Linked DNA regions of Homo sapiens: regions 2 and 3 are each linked to region 1. Evidence: chromatin contacts called from ENCODE Hi-C data. All regions are on one chromosome and are shown on one strand. Each heading gives the region's core, a stretch centred on a gene start or an enhancer-like site at or near the end of the contact. The rest is flanking DNA. Distances are from core to core; before and after follow the strand shown. Region 1 holds the start of DHCR7-DT (DHCR7 divergent transcript). Region 2 holds the start of PPP6R3 (protein phosphatase 6 regulatory subunit 3). Region 3 holds the start of TPCN2 (two pore segment channel 2).

Region 1 (2,742 bases), core at 183-2,682:
GGTGTTAATCCAGACCACCCACATGCACACTTGCCTTACAGGAAGGCTAAGTAGAATGGGGTGGCATTCGTCTTGCCCCAAGCCATGGATAAGCTACAAGGGGACAATGCCTGGTACCAACATTATCAATTATGTAAAACACTGGGAAATTGCAAAAGGGTCAGGGGATGTGTAACCTCAGAACTAAAGTGTGAAAAAGCCACTGGGAGAATGTTGTCAAAAGGGATTAAAACAAGACCAAAGAAGTACTTTTAGCTTATTACAGAGTTCATTCACCCAGGAGTCAGCTCTTTAGCCACAAGCATTGAGTTGTGCAATAAACATCTAAGTAACATCCTTCCCAATAGACGGCTGGGAACAGACAAAGGGGAGGTGCCCTGGTATGTTGTATTTTACTCATAAGAGGCACAGACAGTCGTTGGCACTCGAGAGCTGGTGGACCAGTCTGTCTGTACTTTCAACGCTGTGAAGCCATAGCCTGCGCCCACGATCCAGGGCACTGAGATACACTTACCTCCAGCCTCTTGCCAAATAGTTTCACAGCAGAAGGGAACTTTTCCTTCTTGAACCGGCCCCTTAAAAGTTTCTAGACACCTGTGCTCCAAATGCCTGCTTGATCCTTCTCAACCGGCTAAAGTCCTGCAAGGAACACAAAAATGAATAAGACCGCAGGCAGCTGACATTTCAGGAGAGGGCAGAAGCTCAAGGCCCACAGTAGGAGTCAAGCAAGAGGCAGAAGGTCCAGTGCTCAGGGCTTCAACAGCCGCATGTCAGGGAGGACGGCGGACAAGCCAGTCCCATCGCAAAGCTGCTGTGCCTGGCTCAGCACTGACAAAGAGGGAGGCGAACAACAGGTGGGGCAGGAGAAAGAGCCGCCGCGGAGCGCGGCATGGGGCCAGGAGCCGACCCCGGAGCCAGGCAGCCTTCGCCCGGGGAAGCTCCAGACAGCGCGGGGACAGAGCATCCCTCAGACGCCGGCTCGTGGGGGAGGGGGACTATCCACGCCTCCGCCCCGCCTCCCCGGAGCCCCAGCGGCCCCTCGCCTGTGAGCTGGACCCTCTCCCCACCTGCGCGCACGCCCCCTACCCCTGACCCCACCCTCGCCCTGTGAGTGGGCACCTGCTCACCTGGGCAAGCGCCCCCCACTGCGCACACCTTCCCCTGGCCTCACCTGCGCACACCTTGGCCACTCACCTGCGCACACCTCGGCCCCTCACCTGCGCCCACCTTCCCCTGGCCTCGCTTGCGCGCGCTGCTCCACGCCGCCTACCCTCTAGCCAGGGGTCGGAGTCACCCGCAGGGCAGGGGCGCCCGCCCCCGGATGATGTCAGCGATTGCCTGCCAATCGGAGGCGGACCCTGCACGCCCGGCGGCTCCGCGCCCCGTGATTGGTCGAGGAGCCTGAGCTGACTCCGGGCCCACCGCGCCCGCCATTCGGCAGCGGCCGGACTCGAGATTGACGGCCCAGGCCCCGCCCTGCCGCCCCACCGGCCCGCCCGGGCCCTAGTGGGTGGGCGCAGCCTCTGGCGCTTCTTCGGGATCCCAGCTGACCAGCTGGGGGTGGGGCGTGGCGGAGTGGCCACGTGGGCCGCGCGGAGAACGCGCCAGGCTCATCACCTGGATCATCGTGCCTCAGTTTCCCCCTCGGCAAATGGGGCTTCAGCGGCTCGCGACGCACATTGATGGAGCGTATGTCCAGGCGCCGGTGCACCGCAAGGAGCAAAACAGACACAGTTCTTGGTCCTAGGGCTCACGTCCCGGGGCGAAGAGGATCCTCCATAAACGATCAGGTAAACACATGGGTGTCAGGGAAGGCTCGCCGCTGGGAGACCGCCAAAGTGACCCGAGATGGAGTCTGGGTGGCCTGCTTATTAGGGGGGCACACCTGTGCGAGGACGGGAGGGGAGGGAGCAGCAGGACTGGGCAAAGGGAGAAGCTGAGCCACAGTGCGAGCCGGACGCACGGGCCACGTTGCGAGGGCATGACCTGGGGCGAGGCAGCCCTGGAGGAGGGGGCAGCTGAAGGTGTCTGCTGACCCCACACCCAACAGCTCGGGTAACAGGCCTTACTGTCAGAGCGATCTGGTTGCCACGTCTCTGTGGCCCTCAGAGAGACATCATGTTTTCTTTTTTCCCTGCACCTTTTTGTTTTGAAAAATGTTCAGCATACAAACAAGTTGAACGTAAAGTGAGCACGCAGATTCCTAGGTTCAGCAGGGGTGAGCAGCTGGCCACGTTTCATTTCTCTCCCTCTGTGTTTATATATGTGTATTTTTCTTTTTTCCTCCCCACTCAGCCCCCACCATTAGCTGCAGATACCGTGATACCCCCCTCCCAAATACTTCGGTATCCAACTCCTTAAGAACAAGAACCTCCTATATTACCAAAATACAATGACCACATCAGTTCAATGCTGTTATCTATTTTCCATCTCCAGTTTCCCGCGGTTGTCCCAATAATGCCCTTTACAGCCCTTTTGTTATTGTTGTTTTGTTTTGCTTTGTTAAGACGGGGGTCTCTGTCACACAGGCTGGAGTGTAGTGGCACGATCACAGCTCACTGCAGCCTTGAACTGCTGGGCTCAAGCGATTCTCTTCCCTCACCCTCCTGAGTAGCTGGGACTACAAGAGCACACCACCACACGCTATTTTTTTTTTGGTAGAGATGGGTGGGGGGGGGGGTCTCACTATGTTCCCCAAGCTGGTCTCGAACTCCTGGGCTCAAGCGATCCACCCACTGTGGC
Region 2 (2,742 bases), core at 70-2,569, 3.0 Mb before region 1:
ACAGATATGGCGGGGAACGGGAAGCCCGGGGGAGCATTTAGAAGCTCGTGTGCACAGGGAAACCCTGTCTCTACAAAAAAATTAAATTAGCGGGGCCCAGTGGTGCGTGCCTATGGTCCCAGCTACTCGGGAGGCTGAGGTGGGGGGACTGCTTGAGCCCAGGAGGTGGAGGCTGCAGTGAGTCATGATCACCCCACTGCACTCCAGCCTGGACAACAGAGCAAGACCTTGTCTCAAAAAAGACCCCAGGCCAGGCGCGGTGGCTCACCCCTATAACCCCTGCACTTTGGGAGGCTGAGGTGGGCGGATCACCTGAGGTCAGGAGTTCGAGACCAGCCTGGCCAACATGGTGAAACACCCGTCTCTTCTAAAAATACAAAAATTAGCCGGGCATGGTGGCGTGCACTTGTAATCCCAGCTACACGGGAGGCTGAGACAGAACTGCTTGAACCTGGGAGGCGGAGGTTGCAATGAGCTGAGGTCGCACCACTGCACTCCAGCCTGGGGGACAACAGGGAAACTCCGTCTCAAACAAAACCAAACCCCAAAAGTTCTCGTCTAAGTCCTTCTCCCAGGACAAGGGCACTTATCTCTTGGCGGTGCGTCACAGGTAGGGATATTCCGCGATCCCTCACCTTGACCCCGCTACGAGGACAGCCACCTCTTTCAGGTAAAGAGATCGCAATGGGAAATCATTCTGATAAAAATTCCCCTGTGGAGAATGCAGGCATCGATCCCGTTACCTCTCACATACTAAACGAACGCTCCTCCACTTAAGCTGATTCCCTAGCCCGGCCTAACCTTTGCAGCCGGCGCATATTGTGGCTCACGTCACCACCGGTGTCCCCCGCCGCCCCCGCCCCGCCCGGCCAGCTCGCCACCCTATTGGATCCCTCACGGCTCCGGCTCCACGGCCATGATGGGCTTGGCTCAATTTAGTTTTAAAAAGCATTGGCCACTCGGATTGGTGGTCCGAAGCGTCCGTCAAGCGGAGGACCTGCTGTTGCTACGGCGTAGGGGGTCCCAGCCAGGTTTCTCCCCGTTTCTGATTTGTTTCTCAGGCTCCGGGGTCCTAGAGGTTCCGGATCCGTCAAGTCCATGGGAAAAGAATGCGCCCCTCGCGCTTGACTGACGAGGCTTGCGGGCCAATCGGAATGTAGTCAAAGGAGCCGCTAGGCGATCCAATAGGTAGTAGGGGGCGGGAGAGAGGGGCCAATGAGCCTGGAGCTGGGGGCGGGGGCAGGGCCGCGATTGGCTGAGAGGCGGCCAGAGGGCGGGCGGGGGGGAACTCAAGGCCTGCTTGATACGTCCGCCATTTTGGGCGCTTCGCTGATGGTGTCGGTGAGCGCGTTTCCCGCCTGAGCGCAACTAGCGGCGGGTCGTGGGCACCTCCAGGTAATGGGGGTAGGGGAGGCGCCGGAGCAGGCCGCGGCGCGGGGTGTGCGAGGCGCGCGGGCAGGCGCGGGGCCCCTCCACCTGGCCTCAGCGGCTCAGGGAGGGAACGTCCCGGCCCCTCTCCCCTCCCCCCCCGGAATTCGTCGCTCCGCGGGCCCGGGAGGCGCGGCGCCGAGTCCTTCCCGGCCGCTCCCCGTCCGCTCCTGTTAGCCGGGGGCCCCGCCAGGACGGGCGCCGGGAGCGGGACGCGGTCGGGGCGGCGACTTTGTGCCTCGTTGACGTTCGCGGCCTGGCGCGGCGGGCGGGCGAGGCGCGCCCCTGACCCGGCTCTGGCTCCAGCCTTCCCGCCCGCCGGCCGCGGCCCGCAGTCTCGCCCCCCGCCCGGCCCGCGCCCGGTCTCCGCTCCCGCTGGGCCTCCCGGGGGCCTCGGGGAGCGCGTCAAGTTGAGGCAGCAACTCGCCGTCAAGAGTCGCGAAGACCATTGTTGGACTCTGCTCTTCGGGAAACAAGTTTTGTGGGTTTCTGTTAATTCGCCGCAGAGTCATCGGGATCCACACCAGCCAGTTCCGAGGCTCCCAGTACCCTTCCCAGTGGCTTTTTAACTCCTGTGAGGTGGCTTGTATGTAAACTGTCTCGAATGCCTCCCTGGTGTATTTGAGCCGGGGGTGGGGGGGGTGGGTGGTCCTTCTTGTGGCTTGAAGTCCCTCCCTCTTAAAGAAGCCCATTCACTGTTTACTTGGAGGTGTTTCCTGTTGAGGTCCTGCTGGCTGTGATCACAATTTAGACTTTTTAATTATAGGTGAACGGGATGGGTCTTTGGATGTACCTCCGTGCCCTGACGTTTCAACCGCGTGACTTAATGTCATTTTCCTGGTACTTCACGTTTTCTCTGTGGGGCTTTGGGTCTGTTTTGCTTTTATGGGAGGGGGTGCTTGACAGGCGTTCCCTTTCATCCTCGCAGCACTTGTTGACGGGGTGGTGTCCTTTATTCGTGGGACGTTTACTTTGATTTTGTCCTCAAGGTCATGTTGCAGATAGGCTTCAAGGGGGACAGGGACTCCAGGTTTCCAACCACCGAACTGTGCCTCAAGTAGCAAGTGTATGAGACCCAGTTATGGTGGTGGTTGGGTTTTCCTCACTGTGGAGTGGAGTCAGTGACCACTTTTTAGCTCTGTGACCTTGGGCAAGTTACCCAGCTTCTCTTTTTTTTTCTCTGTAGTATGGGAATAATAATAAGTGTCCCAGCCATAAGTTTGTCAGGATAATTGCCCTAATACATGTAAAACAGCTAGAGCTGTGCCTGGCACATACAGTCACCTCAGTGGCTGATTAGTGGTTAGGCTAGTT
Region 3 (2,742 bases), core at 84-2,583, 2.4 Mb before region 1:
ATGATGGTAAATTTTATATTTATTTTAAACCCTCCCCCCTCCCCAAAAGAGGGGGAAAAAGTAAAGAGGTATGGCAGAAGGGGAAGTCACAGAGATTGGAAGCGTCTTGCAGCACCTTTTTTTTTGAGATGGAGTCTCGCTCTGTTGCCAGGCTGGAGTGCAGTGGCGCAATCTCAGCTCACTGCAATTTCCGCCTCCCGGGTTCAAGCGATTCCCCTGCCTCAGCCTCCGAGTAGCTGGGACTATAGACACGTGCCACCACGTCTGGCTAACTTTTTGTATTTCAGTAGAGACGGGGCTTCACCATGTTGGCCAGGATGGTCTCGATCTCCTGACCTCGTGATCCACCTGCCTCGGTCTCCCAAAGGGCTGGGATTACAGGCGTCTTGCTGCATCTCGAAGCGTCTTCAGCGTGCTCTTGCTTGCTGGCTCTGATGATGGAGGTGTTCAAGCCATCGTGGAAGGAATGCAGTGGCCTCTAGGAGTGAGAATGACACCAGCCAACATCCAGCAAGAAGACGTGGACTTCAGTCCTAGGCCCATGGAGACAATTCTGTTAACATCCTGGATGAGCCTGGAAGTGGGCTTTCCCCAGAGTCTGCAGATAAGAGCCCACGGCAGCTGACATTTTGACTCTAGCCTCGTGAGGCCCTGAGACAGGAGGTTTCCTGCCCCGCAGGACTGAAAGATGATGAATGGGAGTTATTTTATATTTTCAGATTGTGGTAATTAGTCACTGTAGCAATAGAAAACGAATACAAGGTCTTTATGCATTAATGTTGAAAACACTTTTTATATACGTTGTAAATATTTTTTAAGTGTGTCATATGTTTTTAAACTTTTCCCTTAATGATATTGAATCCTCCTAATTTCACCATCAGAGGGTAAACTCCAGTTCCATTCTGGGGGGAGTCCTTTGCAGTCACCCCGTGTACTCAATACTCACATGCATCAGAATCACCCCGAATGCTTGTTAAAACACAGATTCCTGGGTCCTCCCCGCAGAGTTGCTGATTTAGTAGGTTTAAGGGCCCAAGAATTTGCATTTCTAAAATGTTTCCAGGTGATGCTGAAGCTTCTGGCCGGAAAGACATCCTTTGAGAACATATTTCCTCCCCAGCCCTCGGCCCTTAAGCCCCAGAACGCTGCCCCGCCCTGGGTGGAACGAAGCTGAGCTCCACCCTAGAGGGGCGGGGCCCTTTAGCTCCGCCCCACTCAGGAGAACCCCACCCCTCCCTCCCCGTTCTCATTGGCTGGGACTGCAGGGATCCCCTGCGCCACAGTGCCGTGCGCGCGTCAGCAAAAACGCCAGGGACGGGGTCTCCGCGCCTGCGCAGTGAAGCTGGGCGCCTTCGGGGCTTGAGCTTCTGAGGGTCGGGTCCAGCGCGTGGGCTGCTGGATGGCGGAACCCCAGGCGGAGTCGGAGCCCCTGCTGGGCGGGGCCCGCGGCGGTGGCGGCGACTGGCCGGCGGGGCTGACCACTTACCGCAGCATCCAAGTCGGCCCTGGTGAGCCGCCCGGACCTGGGGAGGGGACTGGCCCGGGAGACCAGGGTCGCGCGTGGGGGTCCCGCTGTCCCAGCACCCCGCTTTCTGCCGGGCGCGCCCCCACCAGGTTCGAGTCCGAGCGGGGCCCGGGCCGCGCCGGGTGCCAGGCGAGCCGGTGTTCTGAGGGCGAGTGGGCTGCGTCCTGCGGACCCGGACCGGGGTCAGGGCAGAGCTGGGGTCTCTTCCGTGTCGCGTCCTGATCCCGACCAGCTGGGCGAAGAGGCCCTCGCCCAGCCTTGGGCAGCCCCGAGGGAACCGGCCACCTGCGGCAGGCACCCTCCGTGTGCCCGGGCGGGCCCAGACCCCATACTTCCCGACTGTCGCCGTAATGAGGGTCGCCTAATTGACTCAGAGAAGGCAGCACTTTGATTTTTCCCGTTTCTTCTGGAAAAAGCAGAGGCTCACAGAGAGGCGTTACCCTACCCAAGGTCACACACCCAGTAAGTGGCCGAGGTGGGATTCGAACCAGTTGGGAGCTAGGAGTCCTTTCTTTGTAGGGTGCCTTTCCCCGTCCCACTTCCCGTGGGGCTGGGGCGGGCCCCCTAGACGGGGGCGGCTTCCTCTCCTTGCCCTCTGCCACCCCAGAGTCCCCTCTGCACTCCCTCCTGCCCTTCCCGTTTTTTGTCCTGGTCTGAAGATTGCTGAATCCGCCCCCCGAGGGTGGGGTGCGTCCGCCCCTCGCTGACACCAGGGGAATGAGATTCTGGATTAAGAGGTGGAAGGACCTTAGCTTCACTTCACAGATGAGGAAACTGAGGCCCAGAGAGGCCCTGAGACCTGCCCAAGGTCACAGCCCTCTGTTCTGGTGCGGCTGCTGCTCGAACCACTCTGAGAATTCACACCTGGCTCCTTCCCTCTCTGGCCTCTCTTTCCTTCTTTCCTCCTCTGTCTGGAAGGAACTGGGTTGGAATCCTGGTGCCCACCCACTGGTCTGTGGCATGTGCCCATCCATGGAGTAATGAGGGGCCAAGGAGGGGACCCTGACGAGAGATGAAAAACCAGAGGCCAAGGTGGCCACCCTGTCTGCTCACCTCAGAAGCTGCCTCCAGGAAGTTCTTCAGGTGCTTCCTGGGACCAGTCAGGAAGGAGATCTGCAGGGAGCAGCTCTGGCAGGCCCCTTGATGAGACGCCCAGCATATGGCACCGTTCAGGGAACACAGACTTTGTGTCTAGGGGTCTGGGCGCCTTTCTGGGG

Evidence for each region. Hi-C counts contacts between places; a loop is a spot of excess contacts on that map. Pooled maps may share reads with other maps.
Region 2: a pooled map shows a loop between it and region 1 (5-fold over the local background). The contact joins the promoter of PPP6R3 here to the promoter of DHCR7-DT in region 1. A Hi-C loop is called at or near these places in 6 of 50 pooled maps.
Region 3: a pooled map shows a loop between it and region 1 (13-fold over the local background). The contact joins the promoter of TPCN2 here to the promoter of DHCR7-DT in region 1. A Hi-C loop is called at or near these places in 6 of 50 pooled maps.

What each region holds. Positions count from the first base shown.
Region 1 is chr11:71,447,096-71,449,837 of GRCh38, forward strand. It overlaps DHCR7-DT (DHCR7 divergent transcript), which reads left to right and starts at 1,433. Exons shown (of 2, transcript NR_186309.1): 1 at 1,433-1,790. It overlaps DHCR7 (7-dehydrocholesterol reductase), which reads right to left and starts at 1,298. Exons shown (of 9, transcript NM_001360.3): 1 at 1,195-1,298; 2 at 515-639. RefSeq lists a silencer at 965-1,604 and an enhancer at 1,330-1,831.
Region 2 is chr11:68,459,433-68,462,174 of GRCh38, forward strand. It overlaps PPP6R3 (protein phosphatase 6 regulatory subunit 3), which reads left to right and starts at 1,320. Exons shown (of 24, transcript NM_001164161.2): 1 at 1,320-1,395. RefSeq lists silencers at 731-880, 1,191-1,560, 1,571-1,620, 1,671-1,780 and an enhancer at 991-1,050.
Region 3 is chr11:69,047,599-69,050,340 of GRCh38, forward strand. TPCN2 (two pore segment channel 2) reads left to right here and starts at 1,334. Exons shown (of 25, transcript NM_139075.4): 1 at 1,334-1,508. The coding sequence starts at 1,400. RefSeq lists silencers at 1,072-1,291, 1,412-1,581, 1,662-1,761.